Regions from separate parts of the Mus musculus genome. Here region 1 is linked to region 2. The links are chromatin loops, found by intact Hi-C in ENCODE. Cell type or tissue: heart. All regions are shown on one strand. Each heading gives the region's core, and the rest is flanking DNA. Links, peaks and the distances in the headings are about the cores only.

Region 1 (8,185 bases), core at 1,568-6,567, 140 kb after region 2:
CAGACCTTGGAGAGCAATGCACAAGAGCCCATGGCTTAATTCACAGGAAGGATACACAGACATACGTTAAAGTATAATAGCGTTTTTGTTACAAGAAACTGGATTTTTTTCAAGCGTGGCAGGATGTGCAGTCTGCTGTCTATTAAGAATCTCAAGATGTACCATTTTATGGCATGTCTCAGTTTCTGAGGCTTTCAATTCAGAGGGGCTGGATGGTTGTAGAAGAAGCCACACTTAATGTTTTTAAAACTATCAGACCTTTGAAATGGAGAAATGCTCACAAGATTTTAGCTCTCTGAACCCAAAGCTTTCTAGTAGTTGTATGCCCATAAGTCTTAGGAAAGAAGCTGTCCTTGTGTGATTTCCTATCATGGATCTTCCCGAGGAAGTGATGCACTCAAGAAATGTCACCCTTCTTCCCTCTGGCTTTGGCATCTTTAACATAGACAACAATTTAGTTTCTTCTTCCTGATGAATATTTGTGGGCTTTCAGCTCTTCTATAATCACACTTAAATACTCTTATTGTTTACTTGTTTACCCTTTTTTAGAAGTTTCTTTTACAATGTTCAGATGCTATGGGCTCTGGGCACTTTGTGGATGAGGGGACAAGCTTTATGAAGATTGAATGGAAATTCAAGGGATTAGTTAATAAACTGATGTGTGCCTATCACCAGGTAGTAGTGGTACAGGCCTTTAATAGCAGCACTCTAGAGGGAGAGTCAGATGGATCTCTGAGTTTGAGCTCAGCTTAATCTACAGAGTGAATTCAATGACAGTCAGAGCTACACAGAGTAACCTTGTCTCAAAAAAAAAATCAAAACTCCACAAACAAACAAACAAACAAACAAGCAGACAAAGATACTTAGAAGGAAGTGATAAAGGATGATGGGAAAGAGGGGTGTGTATGTGTGTGTGTGTGTGTGTGTGTGTGTGTGTGTGTGTGTGTGTGTGTGCTTTATAAAATACAAGAAAGAATTTTTGAAGAAATACCATTTGAAAGATAGTGGAAAGTAGCCAAAGAAATGTCTGGGGAGAAAACAGTTCCAGGTACGAGAGAAAAGAAGGTTCCAGAGAAGGCATACACAGATGAACACATTGAGAAGAGGGGGAGGACCATATGAGCCAGACTAAGAGAGTTTTATTCTATGTGCACTACACACGCTTAAGTGGAGTGATTGAACTTAAAGCTGCTTGTCTGGAGCCTCAAGTAAATGCTTGGAGCAGGGGCGGTAGGTGTAGAAGCAAGACCATTTACAAGGCCATCAGATTAGTTTGTGCAGGAGATACTAACGCTCTGTGGATGTGATGGGTGTATTTTGGTGATGGCTCGGACTAAGAGTGGAACAGTGTGGGTGTAATGGTATGTATTTTAGAGAGGAATGTCTAAGTATTAGTTAAGAAGTAAAAGGATGACGTTGGAAATCATAACAGCTAACTTATTGCACTTACCAGTCCCCCTCTGGATGCTTTATTTACATGGAAACTCACCCAACCAAAGTAGTATTTATAAGTGAGGGGTGAAGGAGGTGATTGGCCCCAACTTACTCAAATAATTAATAGCTGAGTTGATACTCAAATCTAGGTATCTGACTTAAGTATTTATTCTTCCCCCAGTGCCCCAGGATCCAATATCAATACATAAGCTCAGAAGAAGGTCAGAGAGGATCCGAATGGAGCAACTGGTATGATTTTTAAAAAAACTTTAAAAAATACATTATACCGGGGAGCACTGAAGAACAAGAATCACCATCTTCAATATATTATTTGAGAACTTCCTACGTGCTCATAATATTTTGATCAAATCACAATTTGCCTGTTGGAGGTTGAACACACATTTGTCAGTTTCCAAACGATTTCTTTGTGAAGTCAGACATCCTTATTCTGCAGGCGTTCAAACTTTTCAGATCGCTGCCACATACCCAGGGAGTCCACTTTCCTTATTATCTTTGAAGAGCTTGCTGGTTAGGTGCAAAAGGGGAAGTTGGAAGTCAGCCCTGCAAGGACGTGTTTTCTGTGCCCTGTAGCTTCCCCACAGCAGGGGGCGCTGCAGTCGTGTTCATCATAGTCCAAGGGAGCGACCAGGGCAGTCAGAAAGGGAACCAGGCAGGAAGGGGGTGTGGCAGACAGCTCTCGGATCTCTTTGGTCATGCAACTTTAGTACCCAGCGCTCCTTCTGCCCAGACCATTCTTCTGCACCGTATTTCATCATGTTGGATGCCTTCCATCCAGTCTTGCATCCGGGCGGAAAGGAAAGGGCATTAGCTTTCCGCTCTGCTGGGTTTAAGGATGCCGTTGTAGAGGGTTGCATTAGCGTGGTCTCTTCTATAGTCTCAGAGTCAGCTTGACAGTCCTGAACCACTAAAGACACCCATCCCCACGCAATTTCTGAGGAACGCGTGGGTGTTTCTTACCTTCTTGCCTCTCCTCTTTCATTTCCTGGATCCCTTTTCATGATCTTACTGCGGGGCACGCGTCTTTCCACTAATATTAATGTCGACCGTCACGGCGTGGCCTCGGAAAACTCTCTCCTAAACGCTGCTTCCCTGGCTCTTCAACAGGCCCTTCCATCCCAATTCAGCTCACGCATCGCGCGCGCGCGGGGCAATAGATCCTTAGTGTCAACCGAGGTTGCCAGCGCTCTGCAAACCTGTTCTACCTCTCCGCGTCCCGAGAAGTCTCTCCAGCTGACCAGTCTTTTGCCTGACAGCTCTTGGCACTAGACGTTTGGCTTGCGATCTAGAGCGTGCAAAGCGCCTCCCCGCAGCACTGGGCAAACCATTGACTCCTCCTGTCGCCTCTCTCCTCCATCTCCCAGAGCCCAGGGCACACTCTAGCTATCGTTTTGGGCAATCTTCCAAAAGTCATCTTTGTCCTGGGCTTTGGGGGAGGCTTTCCAGAGTCAAAAAGAAGGTGAAGGAAGATGAAGAAGAGAGTGGGGCCAGAGTACCAGGCTGGAGCAGCTAGAAGAGTGGGCGGAGCCTCCAGCCAGTGGGGGTAGACAGGGAGGAGTCTGCGGGGAGGATCTGGGTGGAGAAAGGGGCCGGGCTAGCTTAGGGTGGTGGGCTGGCCACGCAGGCGCGTGGGGCCGCGACGAGAACCCCACGCGGGAGCTTTTGGAGTCCCCAGTCGCCGCTTCTCACTTCACTGGAGAGGGGTCCGGGAGGGAACCAATAAAGAGTGAATGTGCCGCAGCCGCGGTGGCGGCCGAGTTGCTGCGAACGGCCCCGGAGTCGTGCGCCCGGGAGGCGGCGAAGGGAGGCGGTTCGCCTCGTCCCTCCCACCCGCCCCTTTCTCTCTCGGTCTCTCTCTCTGTCTCTCCTTTCCTCCCGCTGGTCCCAGATCCTCGCTCTGTCCAGCCCTTTGGTCCCCCCTCTTGCACTCTTCTATCTCCGCAGTCCTTTACCTTAGGGCGTCCCAAAGTGCCATGGGTTAGGGTGGGGACCGCGAGCCGCGGGAAAAGGACAAGCCCCGATTCTCCGCCGGGGGGCGTGAAGCCGATCGCCGCTTGCCTCTCGCGGTTGTCGGGTATGGGGAGAGCGGTGTGAGCCCGCAACCCCCGGAGCACGCAGGAACAGCGGAGCCCGGCGCCCCGAGGAGGAGCCCGGGATCGGAAGAAGGAGAGGAGGGAGGACGAGGAGGCGGGCGGGGAAGCCGGGGAAAAGTGCAGCCAAGGAGGAGAAGGCGGCGGAAGGTGGGGATTGATGCTTCTGTTTTTTGTTGCCGCTGCTGCGCTCGCGCTGGGAGCCAAGCCGGAGGGAAGGCGGTGGAGAGATGATTGCAGAGTTGGTGAGCAGCGCTCTGGGGCTCGCCTTGTATCTCAACACCCTGAGTGCTGATTTCTGCTACGATGACAGGTAAGTGGGTGAGAGAAAGGGGCAATGGCTGCGGTGCGACGGGGGTGGGGTGGGGGCTCCTCGGTGGCTCTGGTACTGCTTGCTGTCAGGCTGAAGCGCGTCTTGGGGGCGGGGTTGGGGGGACAGGTATCTGCACCTGAAGGTTTAGGCGACACGGAAACCGTAACACCTAAAGCAAACAGCCGGGACGGACGCAGGCGCGCTGGGCGGGCCGAACGAGTTTCCGCTCCTACTTTGCAGCAGGTTCTTGCTTGCTTCTTGCTGGTTGGCAGGCGCTTAAGTTTCTTTGCGGAAATCCAGGCAATTTGGAAGACTGTTTAATGAACCCACGTTAAACAAACAACCAGCCAAAGTAAAAATTCCAATAACAATCCTTGGTATACCTTGGTGCAAAAAAAAAAAAAAAAAAAAAAAAAAAAAAAAGAAAGAAAGAAAGAAAGAAAGAAAGAAAAAGCATATTAAGCGATTTTACGTGTGGGCTGGAAGGAAGCACCTCTGCACCCCTAGAAGATCCTCCCCGTGTGGTTTCCTTTTATTGATAGGACACTGATTTCTCGAAGTTAAACGCACATATGACAGTTGCCAAATAGAGGAAAGAGCGCGCGTACTCTGAGTCAACTTTCTCTTTGACGTGTATGATAGTAAACTTTGAGCTGTATCTCGCTGCTGGTTGTATCTCTCGCTCCCCCAACCTTGCTCACGCATCATGGGGAATTCCTTTATAAAAACGTGGGCTTTCAGTTCTGTTTGGGCGTTTTGCATGAGACATTAGTGATTCGCTGGTGCTAATTGCAGAAGAAGACGCCCTGGAGACAGAAGTTGTCTTCTGTATTTGGGTTAGTTTGGGTGGCTAATGAGACCCGGATTGTGTTGTCAAAGAAACTGCATTGATGCTTGGAAAAATATCACCCTTGTGCTGATGTCTCTACCTATTTTTAAAATATATTGTTAGTGTTTAGAAACTGATGAAAAGCTCCAATAGCCATTAGGGACAACTCCCAATTTGTGCCTTTCCGGTGACTTAATCTGATTACAATTAAAACAGATGCATAATTAAAATATATTGGGGAGAACGGCATGCCTGGCTAAACTTATTAACCATCCTGGAGTGTTTCATGCTCCATTGAAATTAAACCATCCAAAAAGTGAACACAGATTTACTCTGACAGCCTTTCAGCAGCCTCTCTGGGCGTAGGGGAGTGAATGGATCTCCAGGGTTAGGGCGAGGAAGCTCGTGAACCCAGCAAAGTGGTTGACAACAGTCCGAGAAGGAAGGGTATATACTCTTTGCTAGCCAGCCATAGTCTATATACTCTGTTCGGTCCACTCTCCTGCTAAGAGTGATTGGATGTCTTAAATCAGGGGATCTTGGTCCCCACCCTCATGTCTGCTATGAAATTCCCTGATGATACTTGCAGAACTACCCCATACACCCCTGATGTGTTTCTGCATTGTGCCCAGCAGAGACTGGCTGATAGTCTCTGGCAGACAAACTTTTCCTCAACTTTTTAAAGAGTGTACTGACTTCAGCTGCTCTCAGAAATGGTCCAAGAGTGAGGCAGGCTGGGCTGCTGGCCTTTCTCTCTCTTCAGATTTCTGTGATGTTGCACCTGCTATTTTAAGAGTCCCCATGGGGAATGCTTTGTTCAGGTTTCGCTAAAATGAGTCCAGGGATGAGTCAGGGCAGTGGCTGACTCTTCTGGGGGGTGGTGATCTGGAAGAGGGAGTGTTGAAACCAAGAATACGGAGCTTAGGAAGAAAGTAAACTCGGAAATACTGTCACATTGTTGAACATTATGATAAAGCAAGCATTTCTCTTGACTACGCTTAACTGCTGCCCAGTTCTTAAAAGAGGATAAAGGCACCACTTCCTTTAAAAATGGAGACTAAAACTTAAGTCAGTGTGCAGGCGCAGCTTTCTGTAGGTCTCCCACTCACCCTGACCTGTTTGGACAGTGAGTCTGGGAGACAGCTGTGCTGATGATGATACATGAGTTGCCCTTGATGACTAGAATTTGTTATAGGTTCCTCCCCCTGTTACAGGTCACAGTGAGTGTTACCAATCCTTGTCTTCTATTTTCTCTCTGTATAGGTGAATTTCCTGTGATAATTTTCTCATATCATTGATAGCAGGTCCAATATGATATTTAGACATGTATCTATAGAACACTGAGGGCCTAAAGTATGAATTATGCTTCACTATGCATTAAAAATTATTTTCTGAAAAAAATTATTTTCTGGCAAAACTACATATGCAACCGCAAGGTCTTAAAAATGTGAAATCTTAAGGGTAGCAAACTTTATTCCTGTGTTCCCGAGGAACCATCAGGTGCATATTTATGCCACACTGAATTTATTTGTTGTGTGTTCAGCATGCGAATGTGATTCATTGCCAAGGTGCACTGTCAACTGTGGCTTTGCAAATGCACTTTCCCCGTAAGTTCTGTAGCTCGCTGGTGTGTGAAGAGGGAAGCGAAGAGGGGGAGCCACGTGGAAACGACAGTGTGATAGGCTGGTTTCCAGTACTCCATTTCCATTTGCAGAGATTCACATGGAAAGCATTGCTTAAATTATATCTGTGCATTGTGATGACCCCCAGGAACTTCAGTGGAGTACAGTTCTGGAACTGAAGCCCCTGGAAGTAGCAAGAACCACACATAAGGGGGTGATGGCTCGTATGCATGACTTGCTTCGCTAAATTAGAACCTTGCATTGTAGCCTGAAGAATCTGGCCGTTACTTTAGTAGGGTGTTATTATTGTTGCAGTGTGAGTGTTATTGCTCATGTACTTCTCAAAGTTGCCATTTGTTTTAAACACCATGATCAGTTTAGTTTATCAACTGGTATACTGATAATCATTTTTATGTCTTATATAGCTTGTTGGAAGTTAGGTGGCAACATAAAGCTTTCTTGAAGCAAAGATCAGTTCCGCACTGTAGCCACTCAATGTCTTTCAAGTGTTTTGGTGGTAAACCTAAGAATATGTGTACAGTGTGTGGAAATGAGTGATGCCAGGGCAGACTTCACAGTATCTGATGAGAAAACATACATGCTTTCAGCCTTGTTCTCTCTCCTCTCAGCTTTAGAATAAGGTAATGACTGCTTAATCTGAAGTTGTGGTACCAATGTGAAATGCTTGGCACATCTTAAGTTCTGCTCAATGTGACGCCTTAAGTGATCCTTTTCATTCTCTGGAGAAACTTGATGTTCACGAGTGTGCGAAATACAGACAGATACCTTTTGTGACCCCCTATCTCTTTTCTCTCTCATGCACTTGTTGAGGCTGACCTTGCATCAGCACACACTGTCCCCTTTAAAATGTGGCCAGAAGCTTCTCAGAGGTCATACTGGGGGAAGTCAGCTTGGTGCCAAGATAACTTGTAAATGCCTTGGATTCTGATTGGATTGCCCACGTATCACTTCATGGGTGACGTACCCATTTATGTGATACAGATATGGAGCAAGAACAATGTGCAGATTTTTTAAATTTTCTCTTGAGTAGAATAATTCATGGCTGTGGAAGAATAAAACATGACAACTTGAGATTTCGAAATTGCAACGTGCATGTGACACTAGCTTGCAGATTTATGTCACTGATGCTTGTTTTGCATTGTTCTCTATCTCTCTTTGTCTGTCACTGTGTCTCTGTCTCTTGTCTGTCTGTCTGTATTTCTCTCTCTCTCTCTCTCTCTCTCTCTGTGTGTGTGTTTGTGTGTGTGCTCTCGTGAGCACAGAACTTACATGTGAAGACCTGAAGTGACATAGGTATCTTTTCTGTTCTTTCTCCACACTATCTTTTGAGTCGGTCTCTCACTGAACCTGGAGATAACTGAACGCCACCAGGCCAACTAGCTAGTTTGCTCTGGCTTGACTTCTCCAGCCATATTACAAACATGGCCATACCTGTTTGGCTTGCCCATGTGTTCTGGAGATAAGAGCTCTGGTTTGTGTGACAAGTGCTTTATCAGATGAGCCGTTGCTGCAGCCCCACAACTTTCTATTCTTAAACCCAGAATGGTCCTCAACATTATTTATCTTAGTTATTTTATTGAGGCCTTTGAAAAGAAATCCCTTTCTTTTCCTTCCTCTGTGACTACGACTACCCTCTTCAGATACCTCAGGTGGAGTCTCAGTTTGTTGTAGCCCGGACTGGCCCTGCGCTCCTGATCTTCCTGCCTCACCCTCCTGAGTGCTGGGACCACATGCTCGCATCACTACATCTGGCCATGATCTAACCAGAACTCTAACACATTCCTTGTTCAGTTTTTCATAGGACTATAAATACAACACCGCAGTGAGGGCTTTGTTCATAATGATTTTGATTGACAGT
Region 2 (8,185 bases), core at 2,183-7,182:
AGACAGCAGATGGGGACAGACTTCTAAAATTCACAAAGGACTCTCTACATCCAAACAATCATGGTATCTATGCTATCTCTAAAATGACCAGCCCAGTAAAGGTGTCTGTAATTCACACAGCTGGAAGTATATCCTCAGCTGAGAGACAGGACAAGGACTCCAAACATACTGTCCAAGGGAGAGCTGCTCACATGCTCTGCAGAGGGAGACCTTTCCGGAAAATCATTTGACAAAAGGAAAGCAGGCTTAGATTTTTTTTTTTAAAGAAAGAAACTAGAAAAATAGTTTCAGCATTGCTGAGACAGGACAAAACTGGGAGACCTTGGGGAAAGTTTGTTGCTCTCAAGAACTATCAGGCTTGAAAATGAGAGCCAGGTGGAGACAAAAGCCTGTGTTCACAATAGGGGAGGAGAGAGAGAGAGAGAGAGAGAGAGAGAGAGGGGGGGGGGAGAGAGAGAGAGAGAGAGAGGGAGAGAGAGAGAGAGAGAGAGAGAGAGAGAGAGAGAGAGAGAGAGAGAGAGAGGAGACATAAACAGACATTCAGTGAATGCTAGCATCAGGACATGGAAAATAATATTTGAAAATCTCCCCCAAACTGACTAGAGATATTTCAGATTCTACAGTCCAGGAGAGAAAGATGGAAACTTTCTTTTCTCTACCAAGACATAACAAAAGCAGAGCTGATATAATTAATGAAAAAAAGATGGCCATTCGGAGCAGTGAAGGCTCGGAACAAGAGAATAGAATGGAAACGAAGTCCGAGCTTAGAGACAATTCATTTATCTCTTGTACTTTCTATGCAGACCATGCTCTGCTAATATTTCCCTCTCCAGAGGAAATATCAAACCAGTAGGTAAGGAATACAAGCATGAACAGTATGATATAAGCTTGGGACTCACGGAGTCATTCCTTGAATATCAATTAGCATAACCATCCAACATGAAGACCGCTACAATTGAATACTTCAACTTAATGGATCTGTTTTCAAATTCCCTTTAATGGCCCTTCTGTGACCATAAGATCTACTTTTCCAGACATCCTAAGTAGAAACCATTATGGACAATATATATATAGAATCCCCTAAGGATGGCATATGGAGAGGAGAGTGTGGTTGCCAAATTTAGCAGCTTGGGAGAGAGCATTTTTGAATTAAACTTGAAATCTGTGGGGGATTACAGTCCATTTATGACTGGCAAAACACATCTTCCCAATTCTTAAAGATAAACCCCAGTGATATACATTTGGATTCCACAAGGTTTTGCAAAAAAAAAACTATGTGAAAAACAATCTTCAAGAAAAAACTCTAAGTTCTGTAACATTTGGAAGTTATGGGAAGTCATATTATTCTGCCAATGCTCCTACTACTAAATGGGAAATACCGGAAGAGCCATGTCTACTCGGAATTGAGGAAGCTCAGACCTTAAGTCTCAGCCCTGGGACATTAGGATAATTCTTTGAAAAAATCTTGAAGAAAGTGGAGATTGGGCAGAACATGCCTACAGCTTGGAGGTTTCTTAGAAATAGGCAAATTTTCAAAGATAGAGGAGAATGGAACTTGTATATCATCAGGTTGTTCTTTGGGTAAATAAGAGTGGTTTGAATTCTAATTTTAAAATTCACCTTAATTTTATTCTATTTTATTTTTCATTTTAAGAGATATTTTTGTTTGGCTGCATGTATTTTTTTTAATGTGTGTGTGTGTGTATGCATCCATGCATGTGACTGTGTGTATATGTGTGTCTGTGGGGGAGGCCACAGGTTGAAATCAATTCTTTTCTATCTCTTGCCAACTTAGCTGTTGCCCCAGGGTCTCTCCCTGAACTCAGAGCCTACCACTGATTAAACAGGCTGGCCGGCAAACTTCACGGATCAGGCAGTTTAATCTCCAGCACCCAAGCTTTACAGGTATATAAAGGTGGACCACCGTGCCCAGCACGGAACTGTGAAGGTGGACCACCATGCCCAGTGTGGAGTTCTGAATGTGCACTGCCATGTCCAGCATTTCCACGGATGCTGGGGGTGAGTTATCAAGTTCTTATGCTTGCAGAACAACTGTTGTACAAACTGAACCAGCCCCTGTAATTGACAGCACAAGCAGTATAAATTACAGGCTCTAAAATGTAATATACTTAGCTTCTTCATGAAACAATGTCTTCACTTACCTTGGAATTCTAGTTGCACTGTGGAACAGTAAAAATATGATGACCAACCAAACCTTATCTATAGAAATCACCGGATTGCTGTGTGCTGTTGCTATATACTTTTTTTAAACACTGAATGACTATTAAAATAATTTAAGAGCTTTCCCTGTCTAAGTAAAAGGCAAATACCTTGTGACCTGAGACAGAAAGAATTTTTAGTGAACATTTAATGCAGAGCGGTATTTTATTTTGTACTTAGCTAATAGATTATTTGGAATAAAGTAAGTTTTCACCCTACATTCAAGGACTTGATAAAGCTAAGATTTTATCTGTCTGTGATCAATTTTGTCACAAGCATTGGGAAACATTAGTGAAGCTTCTAATTTGCAAATGCAGAATTCTAGCTACCCCGTCCTCTTCTTAAAATTTTCATAAGACAATGTATGACAAGGATGCATCTCTATCATCCAATAAAAGCCACTGAAGTTCTAGGATTTCTTGTTTTGACTGGCATTGCCTTCTGATAAATACCTCTTAGAGAGATGTGAGTGGAGCTTGAAGAAGTTTTGTAATTTAGGAATTTTAGTATTTTTTTTTAAAGGCATATGGCCTGTGGTGGAAAAAGAACTTATTTATGATGATTGAATGGTTTTGCAGTGAAAGAAAGAAACGTAAAGAGTCAACTTTTCTTTATCTGGTCATTTGAAAACCCACATTAAGGACACCTGCATTTAACTACACTCTGCCCTTCTGCCTGTCCATTTGGATATTAGTCTTAGCTGCTCCAACACTTTAAATTATCTAAGCCAGGCTTGGTGGCTCACACTGACAATCTCAGCACTCAGAAGTCTGAGGCAGGAGGATTGCCATGGGTTCAAGACCATCCAGAGCCACACAGGCAGGCCTTGTCTCAAGAAAGCAAAGCAAAACATGGACTAGATAAGTATTCTCTTGCCAAGAGTTGCAGACAACTTTCTGGAATGTTCAGCTCTAAGGGCACGGAAAGTGTGTCTTTATTTCCTTAATGAATATTTTTGCTCCTTATCTTGTTAGCCTGAAAGTCAATGTGTGCTTAAATTTTAATCTTCCAGAATTCAATGTTTGCAATGCTCTTATTCCCAGACTCTCTGCATGCTGTGCCAGGAGAATCCAAGTAGTTCCAGTCCTGTATTGAGGGATGGTTCATTTAGTAAAACAGCACGCTACAGGACTAAGGACCTTCCTTCAATCCCTACTACTCACGTAACACCACCAGGGTATGATGGTGCCCATGTGTGGTAGGCAGGCCTCTACACACACACACACACACACACACACACACACACACCTAGACTACAGAACAGAGAAGCTTGAGTATGCAGCTCAGTAGACTCCTTGCCTAGCATTCAAAGGACCTTGGTTTAATCCCCAATACTGGAAAAGTTTATTTTATTTTTTTTAAATTTTATATCATATGATAAATCAATCCGAATCCTGGAATGCTTAGGCTACAGAATATCCCCTCTTACTGCTCACTTATGGAATGCTTGGTTTTTTATTTACAAGCCATCACTTGTAAAAGTAAATCTCCATCAAGCTTGACTTCCTAAGGTTAAAAGATACTTGTAGTAAGATCTACCTTCGTTCCTCTTTTCAGGGCAGAAGGCCGGTCTATCACCCCAGGCATGGGTTATGCAGAAGTGCTCAACAGCACTCACCTTGAAAACTACAGTTCCAAGTATTACATTCGATAATCAAAATACATGTTTTATGAAATCTATACCAAATTTGCATTTTTGCCCTAAAAATAAAAGCTAAATTAACACAGACGGGAGTGAGATCAAAAATGCATTTCTTGAGCTAAAGGGCTTATTGAATGTAAAACTCAAATCTGCATTAAAACCAGCCAGGGCTGTTACTTCTCCTAAGCTTTTACTTCTTCGTTCTTCTTATGCAGGAAAGAAAAGAAATTGCTGAGTCAAATCGCCTTGGCTATACCTCATATGACCAGTAGAGGGCGTCATCTACCACAGTCTAACATTTCACAGGCGGAAAAAAGAAAAAGAAAAAAGAAAATCCCCAAAGACCCCGAACATTTGTTTGATTGGTTAATAAAATGCACAAAAGGGTCAGAAGTTTTCAATATGAAGCTTTCCTTTTGGAAGCTTTGCATAATTGAACCAATATTCAAGTCATAGGGAAAAAAGCATAAATAAAATAATGAATACAAGATGTTGGTGTACTAGAACTTCAAAAACCAGAATTTCTTAGAAATGGCATAAAAATTCTTCAAGTTGACTTAGTTAATACAAATCCTTTTTTATGTCAAAATGTTGGAAAGTGAACCTCAGACTGTTATCAGATCCCAACACAGTTACATTTGTGTATTTGTGAAACGGCTTTGTGGTCTCTTCATACCACTATGTGTTTGGAGCTCTTAAAAAAGTCTCAAATGTTTGTTTTTGCCCTGATTTACTCTGAGCCTTATGCTCCGTGTTATAACTTTTTTTTCCCGACTGCATTAGTTTTTAACTACACAGTTAGAGGTAAGTCAGCATAGGGCTAATGTGGTTTGTGGCTACCACAGTTTACAAAGCACAGTGAAGCTGTAGAACGGAATGATTGCTGTCCACTTTCCCCAAAGGAAGTTTAAAGCTTAAACCATTTTCTCTAAGCACAACTTAACTAACAAGTAAAAGTGGAGCTATATTTTGATGGTAGAATCTGTACTTTTCTTTTTTTTGTTTTTAATAATGAATAACACATCCTTTGCAAAGGGGAATAAGTTTATGGTTGGTAATGCCAGAAAGACCACCTTTTAATTCTTAGGTTTAAAATTTTTAATAGATGATATTTCTATTGTCGACACAGTAGTTCATGGGTGTAGTGATTTCTAATGTAATAAATATAAAAATAAAGAAAAGATTGAGGAAGATGGGCATTGTCTTTCTGCGTAGCCCAGGCTGGCCTCAAAGGCATGATTGTTTTCTGCCTAAATCTCCTGACTGCTGAGATATCTGGTACGTGCCTTACCCAGTGTTTTGACAAAATTGCCTTTCAAGGTCATGCACTACGCTCAAGCTGTGAGTAATGGCTGGCTGACAACTCTCTGTGCAAATTCAGGGACCCAGATTCTCCTTAGCTTATGCTGCCACCATCTCCTCTGTTTGACGTACTTTGCCCCACCCAATGGGAGGAGAGAGAGAGACAGAGAGAGAGAGAGAGACAGAGAGAGAGACAGAGAGAGAGAGAGAGACTTCCCATGGAACTGCCTTTTCCTGGTGATGGCACTTTTCCTTACGATTATCCACTGTAGAGAAACCTGCCATGGGTCTCATCAATTCTGGGGGGAAAAAATAGAGAGGCAAGCTCTAATGCAAGATCTTTTGCACAGCCCTGGCAACAAAATATCTGTCTATATCCTTCTAACCATATATAACATGGGCACTTTGTTTCAAGAAGGGCATACAGAGTAGCGAACAATAAATTCATTCACCTAAAACTCCAGAATCCCTTGGTGATGTCCAACCCTGATATTTCCTCTGTCCTACATCAGTATCATCCCCCCCCCCCCATCTTCTCACATCCTCCACTGTGTAACTTTATCCATTCACCATGGAAACAAGTATCTATTCACCGTGGAAACAAGTGTTGATCTCCCAGCCTTTGAACCCAGGTTTAGCCATATGGCTTCCTTTCACCACTGACAATGCTCGCAGGCATGGTATATACCGAAGCTCATTCTCTATCCTTACCATGAGAACAAGCTCATGCGGAGACTACAGAAAGAGAGGCAGATTTGAAGCAGAGCTGGTAGTCTCAGCCAAGGTATCTTAAACTAGTTGACAACTAGCCAACCTCAAGATATTTGAGATAACTAAGCCAAGACAGAGTCTCCTGGCCAGCCCCCAGCTGATTCTAGACACGTGAGCCATAAAATACTTAATTCCCTATGACACTCTGGTTTTGTAATTGTTTATTATGCAGCCTTATCTGGGTCACAGACAACTGAAACCATTACCAAACAAAACTATGGACTCTGAGAATCGTTCTGAGTTTTGTTTTGTCTAAAGTCAGTTTGCTATTTTAGTCTTTAACATTTCCAAATTAGAATTCAAAGTGTTATTAAGTTAATATGCACAGAATGTAGCTAGAAGAAAATGCTTTAAATATTGTGAAGTATAAACATGAATTGGGGTGCTAGACAGAAGGTTCAGTGTTTAGAACACATGGCTGCTCTTCCAGAAGACCTGGGTTCAATTCTCAGCACCTACCCAGTAGGTGACAATCATCCATAACAAGCATGCAAGTGATATACACATGTACATACAGGCAAAACACTCAACAATATAAAACATATTTTAAAGATTAAAATAAGAATGAGGTTTTATGAAATTATGGTGACTTTATCTTTCAGATTAGTTCAGATATAATTTCATTTGATTTTTCATGCCAAGGTGAATAGAGATAAAATATTATGCCTTTCTTTCTGACTACTAAGTCTCAATAACCAAATTACTTACTGCAATTATGAATGATTCATAAGCACACTATAGTCAACATAACCTGGCCCAGGATATATTCCATTGTTGAAGAGGCCTTTCAAGAGCTGAGAACATAGCAATTCCCCATATGTATTCTGTGACAAACATGGCAAAAACATTCGTCCTCATTTCTGGTTTTTTCAAGCTTAAACTTTAACAGAAATCACTGATTGCAGTTTATGAATATTCTGTCTAGTGAAATGCTTGTTTTCTACCCTAAGGGGCTTTGGGGGTGACCTATAAAAAGAGGTGAAACATTGATACTTTTGACCTATAAGAGAGTTTCATTTTTAATTCTTTTTTGTAACTCTTTTAAATTTAAGATTTATTTATTTTATGAGTGCTCTATCTGAATGTATACCCACATGTCAAAAGGTAGCACTAGATCACATTATGGATGGTTCCCTATGGTTGTTGGAAATGAACTCAGGACCTTGGGAAAGGCAGACAGTGAGCTCTTAACTGCTGAGCTATCTCTCCAGCTTCTTTATTTCTTAACTAAATAGAATTATATCATTTCCTCCCTTTCTTTTTATCCCTCCAACCCTTCCCATGTGCCCCTGCAACTACCCCACGAATCTATAGCCTCTTTCTCTTTATTTTTGGTATACAATTTAAATGCATAAATATGCAAATACTACCTGATGAGTCCATTATTGATTGATTATGCATGTATGATTTCAGGGTTGGCCACTTGGTACTGGATAATCAATTACTGCTCTCATCGCTGGGGAAGACAATTTCTCCCTCTCTCACATTCCTTAGCGCCCTCCCTCATTCCACCTTTACCCCCAGCCGCCGTGAGATTTCCCTCTTCCACATTAGCAAATCTATTGTCATTATCCTTGTTCAGGTCTTGTTTAGGGAGACATTGTGCTTCTTTCTTCATTTTTTAGATTTATTTTAAATGTATGAGAGTTTGCCTGCATATATGTACATATGTATAAACATGTATGACTGGTATCTGGGACAGTCAGAAGAGGATGTCAGTTACCCTGGACCTGGAGTTACTGATGGTTATGAGCTGCTGATGGCTGCTGGGAACCACACTGGGTCTTGTACAAGAATATTAGCAATGGTATCTTTGGAGGGTCCCTGACTCATAATGCCATGCCAACGTCTTGCTTTCTTTCGTCTTGTCTTTCCATTTTTTAATTTTCATTTTATTTTTATTTTATTATTTTATTTTATTTTATTTTATGCATACATGTTCTCCCTTTCTACCCTACAGGCCCTTTGCGTGGATATGATGGGTTCGAGTTTAGTGTTTCTTCTGAGATTCCAGAGTGTATGGGTCTCTGCATCTGCATCTGTTTCTTGTGCCTTTTCTTGGGTTCTTCTGCTTATTTGTTTATTTTACTCTGTTCTAATTTGTTATTTTTGCTTTGTCTTATTATATTATATTTTATTATTATCACATAAAACTTGTTTGTTTGCTAATGAGAGACAGAAGGTAGTGGATCAGCATGAAAGGGAAGAAGGGGGGGGGGAGAAACTGGAGAAAGTAGAGGGAGAAAAAAC

The links. A loop is a pair of places that touch in the nucleus more often than their neighbours do. Peaks named below come from ENCODE experiments on the same cell type or tissue, not always from the same donor. Only the 100,000 strongest peaks of a DNase experiment are listed, where the experiment ranks them.
Region 1: a loop joins it to region 2, with 6 times the contacts of the local background. A loop is called at or near these places in 10 of 42 quality-filtered maps.

What each region holds. Positions count from the first base shown.
Region 1 is chr10:105,569,337-105,577,521 of GRCm38, reverse strand. Tmtc2 (transmembrane and tetratricopeptide repeat containing 2) reads left to right here and starts at 3,043. Exons shown (of 12, transcript NM_177368.4): 1 at 3,043-3,855. The coding sequence starts at 3,773. It overlaps Gm15663 (predicted gene 15663), which reads right to left and starts at 2,971. Exons shown (of 3, transcript NR_038032.1): 1 at 1,835-2,971. In heart, for the core only: a CTCF peak has its summit at 3,482; DNase peaks (open chromatin) are centred at 2,101, 3,031, 3,731 and 3,921; H3K4me3 peaks cover 4,008 bases; H3K27ac peaks cover 2,254 bases.
Region 2 is chr10:105,711,001-105,719,185 of GRCm38, reverse strand. No RefSeq gene overlaps it. Among named protein-coding and RNA genes, the nearest start is that of Mettl25, 130 kb to the left of the region's middle. In heart, for the core only: a CTCF peak has its summit at 4,129 (motif pointing right); no DNase peak of the experiment used is centred there.